Regions from separate parts of the Homo sapiens genome. Here region 2 is linked to region 1. Evidence: chromatin contacts called from ENCODE Hi-C or POLR2A ChIA-PET data. All regions are on one chromosome and are shown on one strand. Each heading gives the region's core, a stretch centred on a gene start or an enhancer-like site at or near the end of the contact. The rest is flanking DNA. Distances are from core to core; before and after follow the strand shown.

Region 1 (4,561 bases), core at 1,054-3,553:
GTGAGCTGAAATTTAACTTGATTCTTCATCTTAATGTGTGAGTGTTTAAATTTTTTCACAATGACCAGCTATTACTTTTACAAATTACACATTTGTAAAAATAATACACATGATTAAAAATATTAGTGGTGGGCTGGGTGTAGTGGTTAATGCCTGTAATCCCAGCACTTTGGGAGGCCGAGGCAGGTGGATCACCTGAGGTCAGGAGTTCACGACCAGCCTAGCCTGGCCAACATGGTGAAAGCTTGTCTCTATTAAGAATACAAAAATCAACTAGGCGTGGTGGTGGGCACCTATAATCCCAACTACTGGAGAGGCTGAGGCAGGAGAATCGCTTGAACCTGGGAGGTGGAGGTTGCAGTGAGCCGAGATAGCGCCACTGCACTCCAGCCTGGGCAACAAAGTGAGACTCTGTCTCGAAAAAAAAAAAAAAAAAAAAAAAAAAAAATATATATATATATATATATATATATATATATATATGGCATCACATACAGATAAAACAGGCCAATGTGGATTCCAAAGTCATGAATAAATAAGAGTTCTAGTAATTATATGATTCTGTGTCAAACAGATTGTGAGGGAACGCCTTCTCCTTTTTATTCCAAAAATTTTGAAGAAGACTTGGCTGTAAATGACAGAAGCAAGATGCAATTAAATCCTTGCTAGAAAGGCAGACCTTAATGTTTTTACCTTATGTGATAGGTTAAAGATGTTACAGATTCTGGGAAATCCTCCACTTAAGAGACGGAGTCCAATTCTTTTCCCCTTGAATCTGGGCTGGCCTTAACAATTTGCTTGAATGAGGAGTAAGTGACTTGGGACTCAGAAGGCCAGTTCCTAAGAAGCTTGAACTGCCTACCCAGGATTCTTGGAATGCTCTCTTGTACCCCTGAGGCTCCTGGGGTGTGTGGAAATTCACACTGGCCAAGTATATAGGCTGCATGGAGAGAGATGGCGACCCCACAGTCCCAGCCGCAGCCATGAGGGCTGGTGACCAAGGAGCAGATGGCAGTCATGCCCAAACAAAATGAACACTGTTGTTAATTCTAATCCACTGTGTTTCAGGGTGGTCTGCTCTACAGCAATAGCAACCAGAACACCTGATCTGATTTCTTTCGTATCTGCTGCAAAGGAGTGAATCACATGTCTATGGTGGTTGAAAGCAACCTATTGTCCCCCAAGCAAATAACTCTGGGGTTCCTTGGAATTCTTTTCCAATTCTGATTCTGTTCATATTATTGTTTTAGTCACCTTATTTTATATGGCTCATTATCTCCCAAATCAAGTTTGGCAACTTCTGCTTATCTTTTTTTTTTTTTTTTTTTTTTTTTTTTTTTTTTTTTTGATGGAGTCTTGGCTCTCTGTCGCCCAGGCTGGAGTGCAGTGGCACGATTTCGGCTCATTGCAAGCTCCGCCTCCCGGGTTCATGCCATTCTCCTGCCTCAGCCTCCCGAGTAGCTGGGACCACAGGCGCCCGCCACCAAACCTGGCTAATTTTTTTTATTTTTTTTTAGTAGAGACGTGGTTTCACCGTGTTAGCCAGGATGGTCTCAATCTCCTGACCTCATGATCCGTCTGCCTCAACCTCCCAAAGTACTGGGATTACAGGCGTGAGCGACCACACCCAGCCTATCTTTTAAAATTTAAAAAAATGCAGACCTCCTAAACCCACTCAGTTCAATGTCATTACTACTCTGAAACACGAGCTGCAGGCGCCATGCTCATAGCTGTTTCCACTGTGTCTTCCCTTCCGCAATGCTAGGGTGGGCAGAATGACGTGTGAAGGGGGCCTTCATAGCACCTTTCCAATCAGGCAGGGCAACCTGCCTTCATCAGCACTCTTTCTTTAAACTTTCTTCTTGTTTATTCTTCCAGGTGAATTTTTAATTATTTTGTTAAGTTCAAGAATAAAGAAAGTCTGTTGGGATTTCAACTGGAGATTAATTTGGAATAATTTGCTTTTTAAATGGTTCCTCTCACTATCTGCACTGACGGCACTTGGGGTTTGAGACTGGGAAAGAGGAGACAGTGACCACGGTGAGCTGGTCCAGGAAGCAGTGCCCTTCCCTTTACTCCTCTGTGGGCAAGAGCCTTCCCATGGCAAGAGGACGGCTGCGTCCCAGAGATGTTCAGGCAGATGCTGCACAGCCTCTCCCTGGAGACAGAATCACAGGAGATTTACATCTCAGGAGTGGCTGGGCCCTATCTTTCTTACTTCCTCTGTTTTCATTTGACAGACACTCAGGAGGCCCCACCCGCAGCATTTCCTCCCTGAGGTTCCCTGGCTTTGGCATCGTGACACAGGGTCTGGTTGCCTTGCAAGCACGGGCCAACACCTCCTGCCCCCTGGCTGGGTCCACTTCCTCTGGCCCACCAGCAGCTCAGGCAGTGCTGGCCCTGCACAGCGCCTGAAGGCAGGCGAAACCCAGTGGCTCAGCAGGGGCCTCTGGTTCTTCTGTGGCATCCTGAGAGCAGGTCTTCTCTGTGCTCTCAGTTCAGGACCCACATGATTCCCTGCCATCTTCTGTCCCCAGGACCACACTCCAGGCCTCTGGACAAACACTTTCCTGGAATTTTCTTCCTCTCCTTTCTTCTGCCTTTCTGTTAAGTTTGCTACCTCATTTTCATAAATTCCACTCTTCTTCCTTGCTTGCTGCTTCTAAAAAAGGTCACAGCTATGCACAGCTCTGCTGGCTCCTCTCCTCGTGGAGTCACCCACGGTCAGTGGACTGGCAGTCCCCCTAAGCCCCACCCTGCTCCTTGCTGAGCATTTACCTGTGTCCAGAAGGTCCCCCAAGGAAACGCCGGAGACACCTTCTCATGAGCCACCTGCACGACTCACTAGTGGTTCAGCCCTCAAGGCTGGGAGTAGAGTCCACACAAACATTTCCAAAGCCCTCCATGCATGAGGGGCTGACAAGTACACCCACAGGGAAGTGTGGTTCTACTGCACGTGGTTCACCCATGCTGTGGCACAGGCAGGCAGGACAGCCTGAGGTTGGGGTGTACGGGAGGCAGGATGAATTCTGGGGCTTCAGGAAAGGGCGAGCCACTACAAGATTCCTCATGGAGTTCTGGGAGCCTGGGAGACAAAAGTCTGGTTCTTTCTTTCTAATAAGTCCTCACTTAATGGCACTGAGAGGTTCTTGGACACTGTGATGTTAAGTGAAATGGTGATGTGCTGTGTGACGAAACCAGTTTCACTGTAGGTTAACTGATATGAGCCACAGTTGAGTTCCCATGGCTTATGGTATATGGTTTCACCCAAAGCTGCAGTTTCCAGGAACCAACTGGCCACGCTAAGAACTGAGCTGACATCAAATTGAATGAAGCCCCTGGCTAACCTAAATGTCCACTGCTCTAAAGAGTAACAAACCAACCCAAACTGTGACCAGCTCCTCCTTCTCTCATTAAAGCAACTCAGTGTGACTTCAGGAAAATGACTCAACTTTTCTGCCTTTAGTTTTCTCATCTCTCAGATGAAGTGGCTAGATTAAGTTAGTGGTTCTGAAATAAACAGTTATGAAAACTGTTCTTCCAACTTCACATTTCTGCAGAGGTTTTTTTTTGTTTTTTTTTTTTGATACGGAGTCTTGCTCTGTTGTCCAGGCTGGAGTGCAGTGGCACAATCTCGGCTCACTGCAACCTCTGCCTCCCAGGTTCAAGCAATTCTCGTGCCTCAGCCTCCTGAGTAGCTGGGACTACAGGCACATGCCACCATGCATGGCTAATTTTTGTATTTTCAGTAGAGTCGGGGTTTCACCATGTTGGCCAGGCTGGTCTCGAACTCCTGACCTCAAGTGATCTGCCCACTTCGGCCTCCCAAAATGCTAAGGTTACAGGCGTGACGCACCACGCCTGGCCTGCAGAAGCTTTTTTAAAGGTAGGGTTTGCAAACCACAAAATCCAGTGATCCTTTATTTTACAACCTTCTGTCTATGTTTGACCTTGCATTGCCCCAAAGAACAGCCAGCAGCCACACGTGGCTATTTAAATGTTAAAATCTTAAACAAATTTACAAGAAGAAAACAACCCCTTTAAAAAGTGGGCAAAGTACATGAACAGACACTTCTGGAAAAGAAGACATTCACGTGGCGGAGAAACATATGAAAAAAAGCTCAACATCACTTATTAGAGAAATGCAAATAAAAACCAAAATGAGATACCATCTCACACCAGTCAGAATGGCGATTATTAAAAAGTCAAGAAACAATGGATGCTGGCAAGTTTGTGGAGTAAAAGGAATGCTTTTACACTGCTGGTCGGAGTGTAAATTTGTTCAATCATTGTGGAACACAGTGTGGCAATTCCTCAAAGACCTAGAAGCAGAAATACCATTTGACCCAGCAATCTCATTTCTGGGCATATACCCAAAAGAACATAAATCATTCTATCACAAAGATACAGGCATGCATATGTTCACTGCAGCACTAGTCATAAGAGCAAAGACACAGAATCAGCCCAAATGCCCATCAATGATAGACTGAATAAAGAGAATACGGTACATATACACCATGGAATTCTATGCAGCCATAAAAAGGAACGAGATCACATCCTT
Region 2 (4,561 bases), core at 561-3,060, 58 kb before region 1:
CCATTCCCACAAACACATTCCCCTACAACCACCAGTTTACTGCAGGCAGGCTCCTCCTCCCAAAACAGCAGAGCACTTTTCTCCCTGACTCCTAAACACGGTGCCACACATGGCCTTGCAGAGTGGCCTGATGGCATGGGTGGGGACACGGTGCCAGCTGTGAGTTCAAGCCCCGGCTCTGACACCCATCCCTGATACACCATCCTGGGCAAGACTCCAACCTCCCTGGGCCATCACCCCTCCTCTACGAGATGAAGGTTACAGCACCCGTCCTCTGGTACTACTGCAAGGACTGCTGGGGACACGTTTATTATAAACTGTCTGCACAGAGTTGGCACCCAATAAATGAATTCCTTCCCTTCCTTCCTACTCTGTGATTTAGTTTCCCTGTCTCAGCTCCAAATTTAAAGAGATCTCAAGCTCTCCTCAGAAATGCCAAAGTGGCCCAGGCACCAAAGACAGAGAATAAATACTTTCAACAAACTCTCAATGTTGAAGTCATCAGCTCCAACTGGGAATCCACTCTGGTCGCTGGCTGACTCCATCCCCTGAATCCTAGATTTTCTCAGTGTGGGAGAAAGAGTGGACAAGTAAGTTCGCCACCATTTTCTGCACTTCTCAGCCCGCTCCCAACAGGGCAGCAGGAGATAAATAGTTACACAAGGGCAGTGAGGCTGTAAGGCCGTTTGCCAGACACGAGGAAGCATTGTAACTCCTTTTAAAAGTATATAATCTGAGTCCGTAGCGTTCCCCAAAGTTAACGGACACCTTCCCCTGGGATGGGCCGGGCCGCCTCTCCGCAGCAGACACGTTCTGAAGCTGGCTCATGCGTGTCCATTCTGACGGTGCGAATGCCCAGCGTCCAAAGTTGCCTTGCCCTTAGTGGGAACCTCCCGGGCCTCCGGGAGCCGCAGCACTCACGGGACTGCCGCTGCACCGCCGCTGCGGGCGAGTGTTAGGAACGGCCTTCGTGGCAGGAGTGGAGATGTGATCACCAAAACTCCCGCGCCCCGGGCTCCACCCGCCCACGGGGGTGACGCTTTCCCCGGGGGTGACGCTTTCCCCGGGGTTTCCACGGCGCCTCCCCGGGCGCCGGGGACCGCACTCCCCGGACCCCCTAGAGCTGTCCCTACGCAGATCTCCTTAGAGCGACGCGCATCTGGGATGTCTTGGGTGCCCGGGCGCACTGGTCTAGCGTTGCGGGGTGGCCAGGCTGGGAACCAGCCCTCCAAGCGCCCCGCGCGCCCCCAGCCTGGCCCGTCTGGGGCCCCCGAGGGAGGAACCCCGGCCTGGAGAAGACGACCCATTTCGGAGCTCCGACGGGGCCCCGAGTTCGGGCGACGCCGAGCGCCTCACCTGAGCGGGACACAGATGGCCAGGTATCTGTCGACTGCCACGGCCAGAAGGCTGAAGATGGAGCTCTGCGTGAGCACCAGCACGAAGCAGGCGAGGAAGAGGCAGCCGTAGAAGTCAGTGCAGAAGCCCAGGCTGATGGTGATGGCAAAGGGGATGGCGAAGAGCCCCACGGCCACGTCGGCCGCAGCCAGGGACACCAGGAAGTAGTTGGTGGGCGTCTGCAGAGTGTTCGCCGTGCCCACCGCGGCGCACACCAGCACGTTGCCCGCCACCGAAAGCGCGGCGATGACCAGCTCCAGCGCCACGTACAGCGCGTCCTGTGTCTCCAGCAGCATGGCCGGGCCAGCTGGGCCCCGGGCGCCCCCTACCGAAGGCGCGCCGGGCGAGGGGCAGCCGCGTGAGACCCGCCGGGCATGGCCATAGCGCCCGGACCGCGCCTCCGCCTGCCGCTTCTGAGCCTCGGGGCTGGGGCGCTGGTGGCCGGGACCCACGGGTCGGGGCCCCCCGCGGCCAAGAGGCGGCACCCATTGGCCCGCGCGCCCGCCCGTCTCGGGCTGGGCGGAGCACCACCCACTCGCCCGAGCCCAAAGTTCGCGCCCGCGCGGGGCCCCTCCGGTCCAGGCGCCGTGCCGCGTCTTGGTGGCGGCGGATAACTAACAAATTGCCCCAACTTCCCGTCACGCTCGAGCTCGGAGGCTGTGTCCCAGTGCTCGCACTGCCTTCCAGTCCGGGCGACTCCTGGGATGGGGCCGGGCTCTGCCCGGGGCGCCAGCAGGTCCCAGGAGCCGCCGCGAGAGGACCCCCCAGGGCCGCGCAACCCCGGGCGGGGCGAGCTCACTCCAGGCTAACCCTGCGCACCCCGGGCAGGCCGACTGGATGGGGGGCTGCCGGGCAGGCAGGGAGCCGAGGCCGCAGTCCCCGCTCGTGCAGCAGTCTCGGGCAGCGCAGCACCACCGGAGCTGTCTCCAGGCTGCGGGGCCGGACTGCAAGGAGCCCTCGGGGGCTGCAGCCCCCTCCGGCCGCCTCCCAGCGAGGCTCAGCGCTGTTCTCCACCCTCGCCCGCGCCACTGCCCCTACGGCCCCGCTCTGCCTTCTACCTTAAGACAAGCTCGTGGCCGTCCCATCCTCGTCCACCGCCCGAAAATACCAGTGTTCCCCGGGCCCTCTTTTTTCTTTCCTTCACACTCACCCTGGATCGGCACAGGCTCCCGAGGCCTCCCACGTGGCCCTCACACCCTTAACTCCCAAATCTCTTGCTTCAGCCCTAACAGCCTCCTGAGGGCCAGATCCTAACACCCCACTGCCGACTCTCGCCAGGAGAGAGACTGGTGCCCCCAAATCCAACAAGACCAAAACCAAGCTCATCTCTAATTCTCCCCAAACCTGTGCTGCCGCCTTTTCCTGGGACCCTGTTCGTTATTGACCTGGCAACCCTCACCCACCCTAGGAAGTTTGCTGACACCCTGAGCCTTCGCCTTTCTCCACGTCCCAATGATCAGCAGTGCTGCTGGTTCTGCTTCCAGAGACTTGCTTCCTTTTACCCCCAAAGTCCTGCCCCGAGTCCCTCCTCACCACCTGCTTCTACCATCCCTCCCTCTCTGCCTGTGGGTCCTCAGCTTCTGCAGCCCTCACCAACACCATTGTTCTAGAGCACTCCTGGCCACGCTATTTCACCACCCGAAAGCCTTTGCTGACAGTCACCAAAGAGGATGGGTAAGGAGATTTTCCAGCAACAGGAAAAGATGCTTGTAAAATCATGTAAAGCAAAAATCAAAACATGGGGTGACTGCTAAAGGGTAAAGGATTTTGTAAAGGATTTTTTAGGGTGATAAAAATTTTCTCAATGTGGTGATGGTTGTACGGTTCTGTGGATATACCTCAATGCCACTGAACTGTACACTTGAAAGGCATGCATTGTGTGGCACATAAATTATATCTCAATGTAGCTGTAATGACGACAACATGGCTCACGCCTATAATCCCAAAACTTTGGGAGGCCAAGACAGGAGGAACATTTGAGGCCAGGAGTTCAAGACCAGCCTGGCCAATGTAGGGAGACCCCATCTCTAAACAAACAAATAAAAAATAAATCAGCCAGGCACGGTGGCAGGTGCCTGTAGTCCCAGCTACTTGGGAGGCTGAGGCAGGAGGATCCTTTGAGGCCAGGGGTTCGAGGCTGCAGTGAGCTGGGATCATGCCACTGCATTCCATCCAGGCTGGGCAAAAGAGGGAGACCCTGTCTCTAAAAAAAGACAAGAAGAAGAAAAACCCCTCTGCCCTCCACAGGCATAAACAGTCACATCTGCCCTTGCACCAACGAGGACAGCAAAATGTCAAAAACACACACAGTAGACCTCCTAGCTGGGTGGGATGATTACAGGGAATTTTTTTTTCTATTTCCCTTGAGGTTTTGTTACTTCCATAATGAAAACAGTTGATTTATATATCAAAATATTGGCAAGCCCACACATTCCGTGTCCTGGTCACGTGAGTTCTGGAATCACCTGCTCCACCAATCACGTTCCCACAGCAGTTGACACAAACTTCTGCTGCCACACAGAAGGCCAGAGAGATCAGGCAGCTCCTCCAATAGCACTTCCTTGGAGTGGCAGAGGGCAAAGGGTTAGAGGAGGCTTCCTGGGGTACTGGCTTTTACAGAGTGAGGGAGGCTTCACAGTGGGGTGGTTCCAGCTATACCAGGCAGAGGTGGTAGTTAGGAGTTTGCCCAGGGGTGCCATGCCCAGGAGAGTGAAGAGAAAAAGGCCTAGTGGAGAAGGCTCTGGCTGCCAGGCTGGAGAGCTGGGCCATCCTGCTGGGATGCCAGTCCGCAGAGGTCACAGGACGGGGCGGGGATGGTCAGAGCAATATCCAAAGGAGTGAGTGGAGATTTTGCAGAGGGAGAGGAGGCGAACGGTGTCTGGCTGGTTGCTATGAGTGGTTCCTGCACGCCCTGCAGCTGCTGGGCCTGGGCTCTGCTCTAGCATTTCCTGTGCCCAGAATCACCATTTCCCCTTTTCAGAGCCCAACCTCCATCAGGAAACCTTCCCTGAATCACCCAATGTATTAGGCCATTCTTACATTGCTATAGGGAAATATCTGAGACTGGGTAATTTACAAAGAAAAGAGGTTTATTTGGCTCACAGTTCTGCAGCCTGTAAACCATAGTGCCAGCATCTGCTTGGCTTCCAAGGGGCCTCAGGGAGCT

Evidence for each region. A loop is a pair of places that touch in the nucleus more often than their neighbours do. ChIA-PET counts read pairs that join two places held with the same protein, here RNA polymerase II (POLR2A). Pooled maps may share reads with other maps.
Region 2: a loop to region 1 is called in a pooled map, with 2.9 times the contacts of the local background. The contact joins the promoter of ADORA2B here to the enhancer-like site in region 1. A Hi-C loop is called at or near these places in 6 of 168 maps with a recorded cell type or tissue (CD14-positive monocyte, Calu3, PC-9 and 3 more), 5 of 37 single-sample maps with no recorded cell type and 13 of 50 pooled maps. POLR2A ChIA-PET finds 5 or more read pairs at or near these places in 6 of 52 experiments (A549, BJ, HEK293 and 3 more).

What each region holds. Positions count from the first base shown.
Region 1 is chr17:15,884,738-15,889,298 of GRCh38, reverse strand. It overlaps a transcript of ADORA2B not described here. Among named protein-coding and RNA genes, the nearest start is that of ADORA2B, 58 kb to the left of the region's middle. Within about 2 kb of position 2,303, at least 4 of the 41 ENCODE cell types and tissues checked have a DNase peak (open chromatin) inside an H3K27ac peak, as active enhancers do; they include CD14-positive monocyte, where a contact is called at or near this core.
Region 2 is chr17:15,942,379-15,946,939 of GRCh38, reverse strand. It overlaps ADORA2B (adenosine A2b receptor), which reads right to left and starts at 1,810. Exons shown (of 2, transcript NM_000676.4): 1 at 1,357-1,810. The coding sequence starts at 1,691. RefSeq lists an enhancer at 993-1,807 and a silencer at 1,635-2,254.